3 separate regions of the Homo sapiens genome follow, and all the other regions are linked to region 3. A link is a contact called in ENCODE Hi-C or POLR2A ChIA-PET data. All regions are on one chromosome and are shown on one strand. Each heading gives the region's core, a stretch centred on a gene start or an enhancer-like site at or near the end of the contact. The rest is flanking DNA. Distances are from core to core; before and after follow the strand shown.

Evidence for each region. Hi-C counts contacts between places; a loop is a spot of excess contacts on that map. ChIA-PET counts read pairs that join two places held with the same protein, here RNA polymerase II (POLR2A). Pooled maps may share reads with other maps.
Region 1: a loop to region 3 is called in a pooled map, with 3 times the contacts of the local background. The contact joins the promoter of SYP here to the promoter of WAS in region 3. A Hi-C loop is called at or near these places in 1 of 37 single-sample maps with no recorded cell type and 9 of 50 pooled maps. POLR2A ChIA-PET finds 5 or more read pairs at or near these places in 1 of 52 experiments (activated CD4-positive, alpha-beta T cell).
Region 2: a pooled map shows a loop between it and region 3 (5-fold over the local background). The contact joins the promoter of ZNF630 here to the promoter of WAS in region 3. A Hi-C loop is called at or near these places in 1 of 168 maps with a recorded cell type or tissue (CD4-positive, alpha-beta T cell), 1 of 37 single-sample maps with no recorded cell type and 12 of 50 pooled maps.

The regions. Positions count from the first base shown.
Region 1 is chrX:49,198,943-49,203,304 of GRCh38, forward strand. SYP (synaptophysin) reads right to left here and starts at 1,251. Exons shown (of 7, transcript NM_003179.3): 1 at 1,209-1,251; 2 at 26-91. The coding sequence starts at 1,244. It overlaps SYP-AS1 (SYP antisense RNA 1), which reads left to right. Exons shown (of 2, transcript NR_046649.1): 1 at 1-282; 2 at 3,230-3,512. RefSeq lists silencers at 1,084-1,133, 1,204-1,443.
Region 2 is chrX:48,068,771-48,073,409 of GRCh38, forward strand. It overlaps ZNF630 (zinc finger protein 630), which reads right to left and starts at 2,870. Exons shown (of 5, transcript NM_001282201.2): 1 at 2,497-2,870. RefSeq lists an enhancer at 2,841-3,100 and a silencer at 3,012-3,208.
Region 3 is chrX:48,680,649-48,685,323 of GRCh38, forward strand. It overlaps WAS (WASP actin nucleation promoting factor), which reads left to right and starts at 3,151. Exons shown (of 12, transcript NM_000377.3): 1 at 3,151-3,337; 2 at 3,635-3,775. The coding sequence starts at 3,206.

The DNA.
Region 1 (4,362 bases), core at 1-2,500, 520 kb after region 3:
CCCCAACAGCCCGGACCACACTCACCCATTGCAGCACCTTCACAAAGCCGAGGGGCTCCTTGACCACCCGGAACTGACCCCCAGCCACCAGCTGAGGAGAGAAACAGTGGGGAAGGGGTGGGGTTGTTGGAGGTACAGGGAGGTGAGCGGCAAGGCTGCCCATCAATGACCCCAGGGGATGGAGCATGTGACCTCGGGGAGAGGGTGAGAAGGAGAAAGTGACACCTTGGGGATGGTGTGAGCCCCAGGGTCCAAGGACTGGTGGGAAGGTCTGAAGAGATGGTGAGTCAGATGGCAGAGGAAGTCGGGGGTGAGGGAGATGGGGATGAGGTCAGGACTAGTTAAGGAGGGGGAGCAGGTTTGAAACGTAAAGGCGAGTCGGATGGGGAAGGGGTTCGGGTAGAGAATGGGGATGGAGTGGGGTGCATTCGGGTGGGGGGGTTGTGATGGTGAAGGTGAGTCATAACGGGGCAGGAGTCGGTTTGGCTCAGGTGGGGGAAGGGTCTGCAGGGGTAAAGGTGTGTTAGACGGCGGTGGCGGTAGATATTTGAGGTGATGGGGATGGGGAAGGGTTGGGACTGATTGGGGGTGAGTTTCTGAGGTGGCAAAGACGAGAGACATGGCGGAGAGGGTCTGGACTGATTAAGGTGGGGGAGGGCTGGGACACGGCTTCAGTCGCTATGTGTTGGGGGTGAGGAGGCTGGGGGTTTTGGAAGGAGTAAAACCGGATTGTCCCCTAGGTGTGCTCTGGGGGAAGGGGTGGTCGCCTATGGGGGTACAGTCTCTGTTTGGGAGGGGCGGGTGCCAGCCCTCTCCCCCATCCCCGCCCCCACACCTTCTGTCGCTCTATTTCCTAGCTTATCCGCAGCACCCCCCATCTTCCTTCCACTCTCCCCTCCCCTTGTCCCTTGCCCTCACTCCAGCCCCCAGGCCCCTATTCCTCCCCTCGCGGTCGCCAGTAATAAACGGGGCTCCGGGGGCCCCCGCTGCGGCAGTGAGGACGGCCCTCGCTGCGGCAAAGAGCGCACTCCTTTTCTCCACCTCCCCCTTCCTCCCCTTCACCTGCCGCAGACCCCCATCCCCAGCGCCGGGGACCGGGTCTCCGCTGCCAGACCCTGGCCACCACCTCCCAGAGTCGGCTGGCCTGAGCGACCCGGCCTAGGCAGCCGGGCGGCGGCGGGCTCTGTCCACGGTGCTGGAGCGCGTACCTGATTCACCACGTCCATGTCCGCCAGCAGCAGCATCAGCAATGCAGGGGGCGGGAGGCTCGGCTAGCAAGGGCGGCGCGGGGCGCGGCGGGGGCGGCGCGCGCTCGTTGGAACAGCCCAGGCGGCTGCAGCCCCGCCCCTCGCGCCCCCTCCTTGCCCGCCACGCGCCTGCGCACAGCGGGTTGTACCACAGTCTCACCGGCAGCCATTCCGGCCCGGAGGCTGGAGCCGTGAGAGCGTGCGGGAATATGCGTTGGGAAAACACAAGTCGAGGGCCGGGGAGAGGAGACCTCCCTGCTCGGTCCTACAGTGTGACAACTTTGCCAGGCTCTTTTCTGAGTTTGTTAAACATGTTCACTCATTTAATGCTTACAGAAGTCCTACGTTGTAGGGACTATTAGGCCGTTTTTACAGACGAGGAAAATAATTCCCCAGAGAGCTTAAGTGACTCTCACAAGGTCAGCCAGCTACTAGCTGGCAGTGCCCAGAGTCCCTGCAGTTTAAACACGGTTCAAGGCCTTCCAGGTTCCTTTTTCATAGTCTGCATTTTAAGCACACCCTGAAACTCCTGCCCCCATCTAGCCATCTCCCTTATTTCTTTCTTCCTCTTTGTCAAATTAATGCCTACTCGAACTCTACCACTTTACCTATTTATTCCTTAGCTCTCTCTTAATTGGAATAACCCTCCTTCCTGCGACTAAAACTAGGCCCATCAAGGTCAACAGTGATGGCTATGATGCAAAATCCAAAATACAGTTGGGGCTTAAGATGCTCAACTTCGGCCAGGCGCAGTGGCTCATGCCTGTAATCCCAGCACTTTGGGAGGCCGAAGTGGACAGTGGATCACTTGAAGTCAGGAGTTTGAGACTAGCCTGGCCAACATAGTGAAACCCCATCTCTATTAAAAATACAAAAATTAGCTGGCTGTGGTGGCAGGCGCCTGTAATCCCAGCCACTTGGGAGGCTGAGGCAGGAGAATTGCTTGAACCCAGGAGGCGGAGGTTGCACTGAGGCGAGATTGCACCACTGCACTCCAGCCTGGGCAACAGAGCGAGACTCCATCTCAAAAACAAACAAGCAAACAAAAATACTGAGATACTGTTTTTCATCTTTCAGGGTGGTGAGTATCAAAAAGTTTGATAACGTTCCGTATTGGTAGGTTGGCCAGAAACAAGCGTTCTCATAAATCGCCTGTGGAAGTTTCATTGGTATAACGTGTAGAAGGCAATCGGGCAAAATCTAAAAAAAAAAAATAACAAATTCATTTACTGTTTGGTTCACCTTCATACTTCTAGGAATTCATCTTACAGATAGACTCATACATGTGCTAAAAGATATATGTATAAGATAATACATGACTGGGCTGTTTATTTTTTATTTTTTTTTGAGACGGAGTCTCACTCTGTTGCCCAGGCTGGAGTGCAGTGGCATGATCTCCGCTTACTGCAACCTCCGCCTCCCGGGTTCAAGCAATTCTCCCTGCCTCACCCTCCCTGAGTAGCTGAGATTACAGGCATTCACCACCACGCCCATCTAATTTTTTTTTTTTTTTTTGTAGTTTTAGTAGAGATGGGGTTTCGCCATATTGGCTAGGGTGGTCATGAACTCCTGACCTCATGTGATCTGCCTGCCTCGGCCTCCCAAAGTGCTGGGATTACAGGTGTGAGCCACTGGGCCAGGCCAGGGCTGTTTATAATAGGATAAAGAATGGACACTCCCAAAGTGCTCATTGTTGGTAGCCTGTTTAAATAAACTCTGATACTATGCCGCTGTCATTATAATAACATGGAACTATGGAATGATTGCCAAGATATTTAGTTAAGTAAAAAATGCAAGATGTCAAACTGTGTGGTAATTGTGTACAAAGAGAAGAGAAGGGTTATATCAGACAGAGAATAGCTAACATTTAAATTGTGGCTGTTTTCTGTCAAGTACTCTTTAGAGAACTTTGCCTGTATTACTCACTTAAATTCTTACTGTAACCCTATGTGACAGGTACGACAACTATCTTTGTTTTACAGCTGAATAAACTAAGAGGCGGAGAGGAATTTTCCTAAGTTCACACAGCTGGTAAATTGGTAGAACCAGGATATGAACCCAGGAAGTCTGGCTCCAGCACCTGTTACTCTTAGCCACTGTGCTAACTTATCAGTACACCATCTTTTTTTTTTCAGCACACCATCTTGTATGTCTGTGAAAGATACCTGATAATACTATTTGCTTCCAGAGGGTAGGGAAACTTTTCACTTTATACCCCTTTGTACCTTTTGAGACTCCATCTCAAATAAAATAAAAAAATAAACAGCCTGGTAGTGTATCATCTTATACATACACCTTTTAGCACATATATGAGTCTACCTGTAAGAAATTCCTAGAAGTATGAAGCTGAACAAAACAGTAAATGAATTTATTTTTCTAGATTTTGCCCAGTTGCCTTCTACACAGGTTATACCAATGAAACTTCCACAAGCGATTTATGAGAACGCTTGTTTCTGGCCAACCTGCCAGTATGGAACATTATCAAACTTTTTGATACTCACCACCCTGAAAGATGAAAAACAGCATCTCAGTAGTTTTGTTTTGTTTTGTTTTTGAGACAGAGTCTCACTCTGTTGCCCAGGCTGGAGTGCAGTGGTGCAATCTCAGTTCACTGCAACCTCCGCCTCCTGGGTTCAAACGATTCTCCTACCTCTGCCTCCTGAGTAGCTGGGATTACAAGCACAAACCACCACGTCCGGCTATTTTTTTTTTTTTTTTTTTTTTTTTTAGTAGAGATGGGGTTTTGCCATGTTGGCCAGGCTGGTTGTGAACTCCTGACCTTAAGTGATCCACTGTCCACTTGGCCTCCCAAAGTGCTGGGATTACAGGTGTGAGCCACTGCATCTGGCCTACCTTTTGAATTTTGAACCATCTGAATGAATATCTTTTTTTTGAGACAGGGTTTCCCTGTGTTGCCCAGGCTGGAGTCCAGTGGCATGAATATGGCTCACTGCAGCCTCGACCTCCTGGGCTCAAGCGATCCTCCTGCCTCAGCCTCCTATGTAGCTGGGACCACAGGCGTGAGACACCACGCCCAGCTAATTTTTAAATATTTTTGTAGAGACGAGGTCTCACTTTGTTGCCCAGGCTGGTCTTGAACTCCTGGGCTCAAGTG
Region 2 (4,639 bases), core at 1,620-4,119, 610 kb before region 3:
TACAATTCCCTCTATTTTTGTGGATGCTTGAAAATTTCCATAAGAAAGGTTTATAGTTAAGTATTACCATAGAAATAAACCAAGTCGTACTACGGGAATTAAGTTAATGGCATGGAAACATCACTGTAAAATGAAGAAGAGGCAGAACACAAGAATGTATTCCTAATTGTTTAATAACAGAATAACAGGCCAGGGGTGGTGGCTCACACCTGTCATCCCAGTACTTTGGGAGGCCAAGGCAAGAGGATTGCTTGAGTCCAGGAGTTCGAGGCCAGCCTGAGCAACATAGTGAGACCTCGTTTCTACAAAAAATAAACAAAATTAGCCGGGCGTGGTGGTGCACACCTGTAGTCCTGGCTACTTGGCAGGCTGAGGCAGGAGAGTCACTTGAATCCGGGAGGCGGAGGTTGCAATGTGCTGAGATCACGCCATTGCACTCCAGCCTGGGCAACAGAATGAGACCCTGTCAAAGAAAAAAAAAAAGGAAAAGAAAAGAAAACAAAAAAAAAATACCATGTAGATCACACATTCTCACTGGGGGGTGATACTGCCCCCAAGGGGACAAAAATTAGTTCTTGGAGGCAAAACAAAACAAAACAAAACAAAAACAAAAAAAAGCTTCTTAGATATTACAATGGGTTGTGACCCTCCAAAGCAACCATAGCTGACAAAACCTTATTCCTTGGTATTTAATTTCCTTCACCAGATTTTGGTATTACATGAGCAGCAGTAACCTTGAGTTCAAGGAAGATCCATGAAATATATACAAAATTAGTGCTGCAAAACTATGGCGAATAGGTAACATTCAGGTATTAACTCACTTCTCATCCCAAGCCTCACAGGGTAGGCCCTGCTATTATCCTCATTTCGCAGTGGGAAACTGATGCCTAGAGAGGTTTCATGAGTTGTCTAAGATCACACTGCCAGTGATTTAGAGCGAGGTGGTAGAGGAACAAAAAGTAAAGAACTCCTCCCAAGCTGTCCTAGCACTAAGATTTTCAGGCAACACCCCTTGCTTCTGGATGCCCTAAAAAATTAGTTATCCTCCTAAATTCCACAGGACATTGTCTGTTTTTTTTTTTTTTGTTTTTTGTTTTTTGTTTTTGAGATGGAGTCTCGCTCTGTCGCCCAGGCTGGAGTGCAGTGGCGCGATCTCGGCTCACTGCAAGCTCCGCCTCCCTGGTTCACTCCATTCTCCTGCCTCAGCCTCCCCAGTAGCTGGGACTACAGGAGCCCGCCACCACGCCCAGCTAATTTTTTTGTAATTTTAGTAGAGACGGGGTTTCACCGTGTTAGCCAGGATGGTCTCGATTTCCTGACCTCGTGATCCGGCCGCCTCGGCCTCCCAAAGTGCTGGGATTATAGGTGTGAGCCACCACGCCCAGCCGATATTGTCTGCTTTTTAACTGAAGAATGTGCTTTACAGTTCAAAATTAACTGAAAATCTTCATATTTAAAGCCATAAAATGAAAAGAGAAGCCAAAAGCTGGAAGGAGATATTTGCAAAACACATACCACTACTAAAGGAGTGGTATCAGAATATATAAAAACAATTCCTGGCCGGGCACGGTGGCTCACACCTGTAATCCCAGCACTTTGGGAGGCCGAGGTGGGTGTATCACCTGAGGTCAAGAGTTCGGGACCAGCCTGGCCAACATGGCGAAACCCTGTCTCTACTACAAATACAAAAAAATCAGCCAGGCGTGGTGGCAGGCGCCTGTAATTCCAGCTACTCGGGAGGCTGAGGTAGGATAATTGCTAGAACCCAGGAGGTGGAGGTTGCAGTGAACCATGATTTCTCCACTGCACTCCAGCCTGGGCGACAGAGTGAGACTTCGTCTAAAAAAAAAAAAAAAAAAAAAAATTCCTACAAATCATTAAGAAAAGGGCAGAGAGTCCAACAGAAAAATGAACAAAAGACAGGCCCCTCACAAAAGAAGATCTCCAAGTGATGAATCCATATAAGAAAATGTGCTCAAACTTATTGGTCATGAGGGAAATACAAATCAAACCACCAAGTTGGACTTCTCCATCGGAATGTGGACACCACAGGAGCAGAGATTTTTGTTCATTCATGCACATATGATTGATCTGAAAAAGCCACCCATCATGGACCCCACAGAATGTCAACACTGACCCCACACACACTCCCATTCTTGTCCTCATAGACCCTCATCCCTCACCCCAGATCCCCCTATCCACTCACCCCACGGATCAGCATCCCTCACCCTACAGACCACCCATCACTCACCCCAGACTCCCTTCACCCATCCCATAGAAGCCCCATCACTCACCCTTACAGACATCATCAAACACCGCACAGATCCCCCATCACCCCACAAACTCCCATTTGCATAACCCACATACTGTTACCCCTGGTCCCACAGGCTCCCCTATCACTGTTCTCCACGTCACTCAATCCCCTCCTCAGGCCCTCCACTTGTCTCCATCCGTCACTGATCACATAGACCCGCAGCACTCAGCCAGGCCCCTCACCCCGGCTCTGCTCTCAAGCCGGGCTTGGCTCCCCGCCTGCCCAAATGCGTTCAACATCCCCCGAAAGGCCATTTCCCTTCCAGTCTTCCCGGAGAGATGTCAGGGTGACGAGGGAGCTTATCTTTCGGTGGCTCCGAAACAGCCACGAAGCCGAGCTCTACCAGTAACAAAAATGGCGTCATTCCGCCAGCGCCAGGACCTCTGTCGCTGGCCGTGGTCTCGCACTGCTTCTGGAGGCTCCCATTCCAGCCAGAGGAGAGGTGCGTTTGGGGGCCCGGGGGAGTCCTCGTGATATCTCCGAGTTTGGGTATTCGGAATTGATCCTACGAAAGCAGTGTGAGGCTTGGAAGGGCCGCGACTTGTCCGGGTGAGTGGGCGTTCCCGGCCACCAGAAGAGGCACGGCCTGAGCAAAGGCGTGGCGACATGGCAGGGTGGGAAACGGGGAAAGTGGGAAGGCTGGACAGAGCACCCCCCGGGAGATTCCTCCGCAGAAGCGAATTCCTAAAACGTCTGGAGAAAGGGAAGAGACCTTTGACATCATGCAGCCTTTCAGGGGGCTCACACATACCCGCCCACTTCTCCCCACCTGGCCTCGGCGCCCTGCCGCCTTCCTATTGTTCCTGCTTGGCGTCAGGACCCGCCCCCATCTGTCACTCACTGCCCACCGGTCCTCCATTGGCTCCTTTGAACACGGAAGGGCCCACCTTCACCTGTCATTTACAGCCTGGACTTCTGCCTGCCCTAGTTCAAGTAGGCTTATATGGCCTTTTGCAGCCCGTATCAAAACTAAAAGAGTTCATAGAGTCAGAGGTTCGAGGTAAAACCTAAGGGACATTGGTTTTAGACGACTTAACAAAGGGCTGGATTGGAAGTCAGCCCGGAACAGGATTGCAGAGTTAACAAAGGTTCATGTTCGATACAAAACGGGAACTCTGATGGTTACAATAGTTAAGAAAGTCCTAGGATTCAAGACCTCTATCAGGGTGTATGGATGGAGAAAACATTAACAAATATCCTGCTTGAAGATCAAATCAGAGGGGCACTGGTGGTGCAATAGTAACCCAATTCCAAAGTTATTTCAGAGAGGCCTTAAATGGAAGGTTAACTTAGACCCAAATCTGAGCCAAGACCAGAGACCCATTAAAGTCACGTGATGTGGTTAACAGAGCCCCGGAATTCACAGCCTATACCAAAGGGGTAATGATGGTGGAAGAATTAATCAAGGTCTGACTTCAAAGTCAAACCAAATGGCATTCATGATAAAAATGTTAACTGAGGGCTGGGCACAGTGGCTAACACTTGCAATCTCAGAACTTTGGGAGGCCAAGGCGGGAGGATCACTTGAGGCCAGGAGTTAGAGACCAGCCTGGCCAACATGGCAAAACCCTATCTCTACTAAAAATACAAAATTTAGCCAGATGTGGTGGCACATGCCTGTAGTCTCAGCTGCTTGGGAGGCTGAGGCATGAGAATCGCTTGAACCTGGGAGGTGGAGGTTGCAGTGGGCCAAGACTGTGACACTGCACTCCAACCTGGGGGAGAGACAAAACTCTGTCTCAAAAAATAAAAATAAGAAAAAAATGTTAACTGAGGGCCGGGCACAGTGGCTGACACCTGTAATCCCAGGACTTTGGGAGGCTGAGGCGGGAGGATCATGTGAGCCCAGGAGATCAAGACCAGTCTGGGCAACATAGTGAGACTCCATCTCTATAAAAATAAATGTTAACTGAGGATTGGGGTTGGTGGATACAGGAGAAGGGGCACAAGTAGCTAAAAAGTTAGTACAGCCTTGATTTTCTGTACATACCAAAGGATCATAGATGGAGAGGACTCAACTGAGGCCTGCAGTCAGTGTAAAGATCTGAGGGATGCAGAGCGTAGTGGCTCACTCCTATAATCCCAGCATTTTGGGAGGTGGAGGCAGGCAGATCACTTGAAGCCAGGACTCAGCATAGCCAACTTGGCGAAAACCTGTCTCTACTAAAAATACGAAAATTACCCAGACGTGGTGGTGCATGCCTGTAATTCCAGCTGCTTGGGTGGCCGAAGCATGAGAATCACTAGAACCTGGGAGGTGGAGGTTGCAGTGAGCAAGAACTGAGGGGCAGTAATGGGGAAAGAGTTAACAGACATGCAAAAAGA
Region 3 (4,675 bases), core at 1,901-4,400:
ATCAAGAAGTCACCCCACATGGTCTAAAAAGGGGAAGAACCTTCAGTTCCCGGAATTGCCCACCCCTTTCCTGGAAAACTCATGAATAATCCACCCCTTGTTTAGCATATAATTAAGAAATAACTGTAAGTATCCTTAGTCCAGCAGCCCAAGCTGCTGCTCTGCCTATGGAGTAGCCATTCTTTATTCCTTTACTTTCTTAATAAACTTGCTTTCACATTAAAAACAACAACAACAACACCAACAACCAGCAAATATATCAGAGGCTTAGCATCCCCTATTCAAGGGGACAGTTCTGGAGGCCGAGAAAGAAGTAGAAAGGTGGAGAATAAAAGACACAAAGGAGCAGAAGAATTTTATCTTGGCCTCCATGTGGCACCTCACAGCTTGGGAACAACAATTTCTCTCATAATTTTCCTCAGCTCCACCACTCACAAGCTGTGTGACCTCGGGCAAGGCACCCAAGCTCCTCTGGGCCTCAGCTTCCCAGTCAGTACAATGGGGTAACAGTAGTGCTTACGTTTTTTGTGTTTTTTTTTGAGATGGAGTCTTGCTCTTGTCACCCAGGCTGAAGTGCAATGGCACGATCTCGGCTCACTGCAACCTCCGCCTCCCAGGTTCAAGTGATTCTCCTGCCTCAGCCTCCTGAGTAGCTGGGATTACAGGTGTGCACCACCACACCAGGGTAATTTTTGTATTTTTAGTAGAGACGGGGTTTCATCATGTTGGTCAGGCTGGTCTCGAACTCCTGACCTCGTGATCTGGCTGCCTCGGCCTCCCAAAGTGCTGGGATTACAGGCGTAAGCCACCGCACCCGGCCAGTAGTGCTTACTTTGTGGGGTCATCTGTGAATGTGAAATGAGTTAATAAATGGAAAGCACTTAGAAAAGCCTCTGGAACCACTGAATCAAATTGGATATCATTACTGAACCTTCATTCAATGCTTCAATACCCATTTAGTGTCATCTGTCCAAATGCTGGAGATACGCCTAGCACACACTGACTGCTCAGTGAGCAGTGTCACAATGAACACGTGCAATGGCCTTGAAGGCCACATCGGGGCTTGCCCTGATCAGCAGGTTGGAGGTGCTCCAGGCCCGAAGCTTAGCTGTGAGTGGGGACACGGGAGGGAGGTTGGAACTGCCACTGCAGAAGGGGTTCTGAACCTAGGTTCAGGAGAGAGGCTTTGAACCTGCACGTGTGGGAAGCCATGGAAGTTTCCAGGAAGGACTGCAGGTCCCAACTGGAGATGTGCCGTTCCTCCTTCAGGTACCTGGGAATGTCAGTCACACCCCAGACCTGCTCAGCTCCCCCAAACTGCTGTTCCTGTATCTGAGAGCTTCAAGTCTCCAAATGGCCTACCTCATACATGGGGAAACTGAGGCCTGGGGAGGCCGGGGACTGAGCTAGCATTCACTTGTGGAAATAGTCTGGCATCATCTGGAGAAGTTAGAGACATGCAAACCCTACAGCCCTCAGATTCCCGTCTGAGAGTCTGCATGCCTATGTGGACCAGGAGATGTGTGCGGGAGTGAACACTGCAGTGTTGCTCCCAACAGCAAGAACCAGAAGCAGCCCAAAGGGCTGTTACAGGAGAATATGGACACCCAGGCTGCACATGCACACCATGGAATGCTGTATGGCAGTGGAAATAAATGAACAGCTACCACTATAGGCAAACAGGAATCACAGCAACAGCCAAGAGTGAAGGCGTGGAGGGACGAGACCATGCACTCACACCTGGCCTGCCTGGCTCGCACTCCGGGCAAAGGGGTCAGAACAGTGACTGGCACACACGTTAAGTGCTATGTGAGTGTTAAGATAAAACTAGGATGTCCAGTGGGGAGAAAGCAAGCCTTTGAAGATTATGTGCTTTTACAAACTTCAAGTGCAATGAAAACTAAACAAGATGTTGTTCAGGCATTCATATATGATATAAAGTTCCTTTCTTTAAAAAAGGGATGGGCTGGGCACGGTGGCTCACGCCTGTAATTCTAATACTTTGGGAGGCCGAGGCAGGTGGATCACGAGGTCGAGAAATCGAGACCATCCTGGCCAACATGGTGAAACCCTGTCTCTACTAAAAATACAAAAAAATTAGCTGGGCGTGGTGGCGTGTGCCTGTAGTCCCAGCTACTTGGGAGGCTGAGGCAGGAGAGTCACTTGAACCCGGGAGGCAAAGGTTGCAGTGAGCCGAGATCGTGCCACCGCACTCCAGCCTGGCGACAGAGTGAGACTCCATCTCAAAAAAAAAAAGAAAAAAAAAAGTATGACAAGCAGAAAGTAATTTGGGAGCTGCGGGGAGGCAAGGGTAAGGGATGGGGAAGTGGACCAGAGGCATATGCGTCATTGGCAGTGTCTAAGCACTCACGATAGGCGTGGATCACAGGGGCTCGCTCTGTAATTAAAAGGAAAAGGGTTTTTGTTGTGTTGTTGTTGTTGCTGTTTTTGAGACAAGGGTCTTGCTCTGTCATCATCCAGGCTGGAGTGCAGTGGTGCAGTCTCAGCTCACTGCAACCTCCGCCTCCTGGGTTCAAGCGATTCTCCTGCCTCAGCCTCCTGAGCAGCTAGGACTACAGGTGTGTGCCACCATGCCTGGCTAATTTTTGTATTTTTTAGTGGAAATGGGGTTTTGCCATGTTGCCCAGGCTCGTCTTGAACTCCTGACCTCAAGTGATCCACTCGTCTCGGCCTCCCAAAGTGCTGGGATTACAGGTGTGAGCTATTGTCCCCAGCCAAAAGGAAAAGTTTTACTGTAGTAACCCTTCCGGACTAGGGACCTCGGGCCTCAGCCTCAGGCTACCTAGGTGCTTTAGAAAGGAGGCCACCCAGGCCCATGACTACTCCTTGCCACAGGGAGCCCTGCACACAGATGTGCTAAGCTCTCGCTGCCAGCCAGAGGGAGGAGGGTCTGAGCCAGTCAGAAGGAGATGGGCCCCAGAGAGTAAGAAAGGGGGAGGAGGACCCAAGCTGATCCAAAAGGTGGGTCTAAGCAGTCAAGTGGAGGAGGGTTCCAATCTGATGGCGGAGGGCCCAAGCTCAGCCTAACGAGGAGGCCAGGCCCACCAAGGGGCCCCTGGAGGACTTGTTTCCCTTGTCCCTTGTGGTTTTTTGCATTTCCTGTTCCCTTGCTGCTCATTGCGGAAGTTCCTCTTCTTACCCTGCACCCAGAGCCTCGCCAGAGAAGACAAGGGCAGAAAGCACCATGAGTGGGGGCCCAATGGGAGGAAGGCCCGGGGGCCGAGGAGCACCAGCGGTTCAGCAGAACATACCCTCCACCCTCCTCCAGGACCACGAGAACCAGCGACTCTTTGAGATGCTTGGACGAAAATGCTTGGTGAGCTGGGGATCTCCTGCCCCCGCCCCGTCCCCACCGTTTCTTCCTCTTCCTCTCCTCCTTCTCTCTCTTCCCCTCCTCCCGCTCCTCCTTTCCCTCTCCATCATCTCCTCTCCTAGAATTTCCCGTCATAATCCACCCTTCCCAGGAAGATCTCAATGTCTACTTGCCTTCCCTCTGGCTGCAGCTCTTCCTTTGGGCCCATGACTGTCATGAGGCAGGAAGGACCAGGTCTGGCTCCAAGACCTTGTGGCTACCCCTGACCAGACTCCACTGACCCCTGCTTTCCTCTCCCAGACGCTGGCCACTGCAGTTGTTCAGCTGTACCTGGCGCTGCCCCCTGGAGCTGAGCACTGGACCAAGGAGCATTGTGGGGCTGTGTGCTTCGTGAAGGATAACCCCCAGAAGTCCTACTTCATCCGCCTTTACGGCCTTCAGGTGACCCCCCCACCCCCGACTGGACTTGCAAGCCAGTTCTCAACCCGCAAACCCAGATCTGTGTCCATATGTGTCCATAGCTTCAAGACCTCAGACCTGATCAGTGAATCCCTGAGCCCCAGAACCAAAGACTCATCCAGATGGCAAACTCTGACTTGCCTTTCTAAGTCTGCAATGACTGGCCCCAGTCTCCGTATCAAGATCTCTAAAGCCCCCAGTATTAGTCTGCTGCCTAAGCCTAATCTTTTCCACAAATTCCAATAAATGAGCACTGTATTTGTACCTGAACCTCAAATCTATTCTAAACTCAACATTTTGCATCCCAGGAATCTCTCATCAAAACTCCTGAACCCCAGATGTTTGCCAAGCTCCTAAGTCATAAATCTGTTCAACAAACCCCAAAGTTGAATATTCCATTGATCCTTGAACTCCAAATCTGTCCTTCTAAATCCACAGCACAGACCCCAGAGTTCCCATATTAAAATTCCTGAACACTCAAATACCGAGGTAGTTCTTAAGCAAAAAGTCTTTTCCACAATCCCCTGACCTGAACTTTCTAGGTTTAAGCCCCAAATTCATCCTTTTAAACCCATAAAGATGGACCCAGCATAACTTCCAGATCCCAAGGCTATCAAATATCCACCAAACTCCTAAACCATAACTCTCTCCACAAACCCCAAATTGCACTTACTTTAGCTGGACTCCCCGCGAAACTCCCAAGTCTATGTGTCTGAACTTCAAATCTCAACTCCAACCCCCAAATACTAGAATCCTACCTGTCATGAATTGGGGCTGGGGTGGTGGGGGAGGGCATGGATTGAATCTGTGAATGAGCCTCAACTTCCTAAGACTAGAGTCCTAAATTATGAAATTCAAGCCCCCAAGTCCCAGATCTAGGGC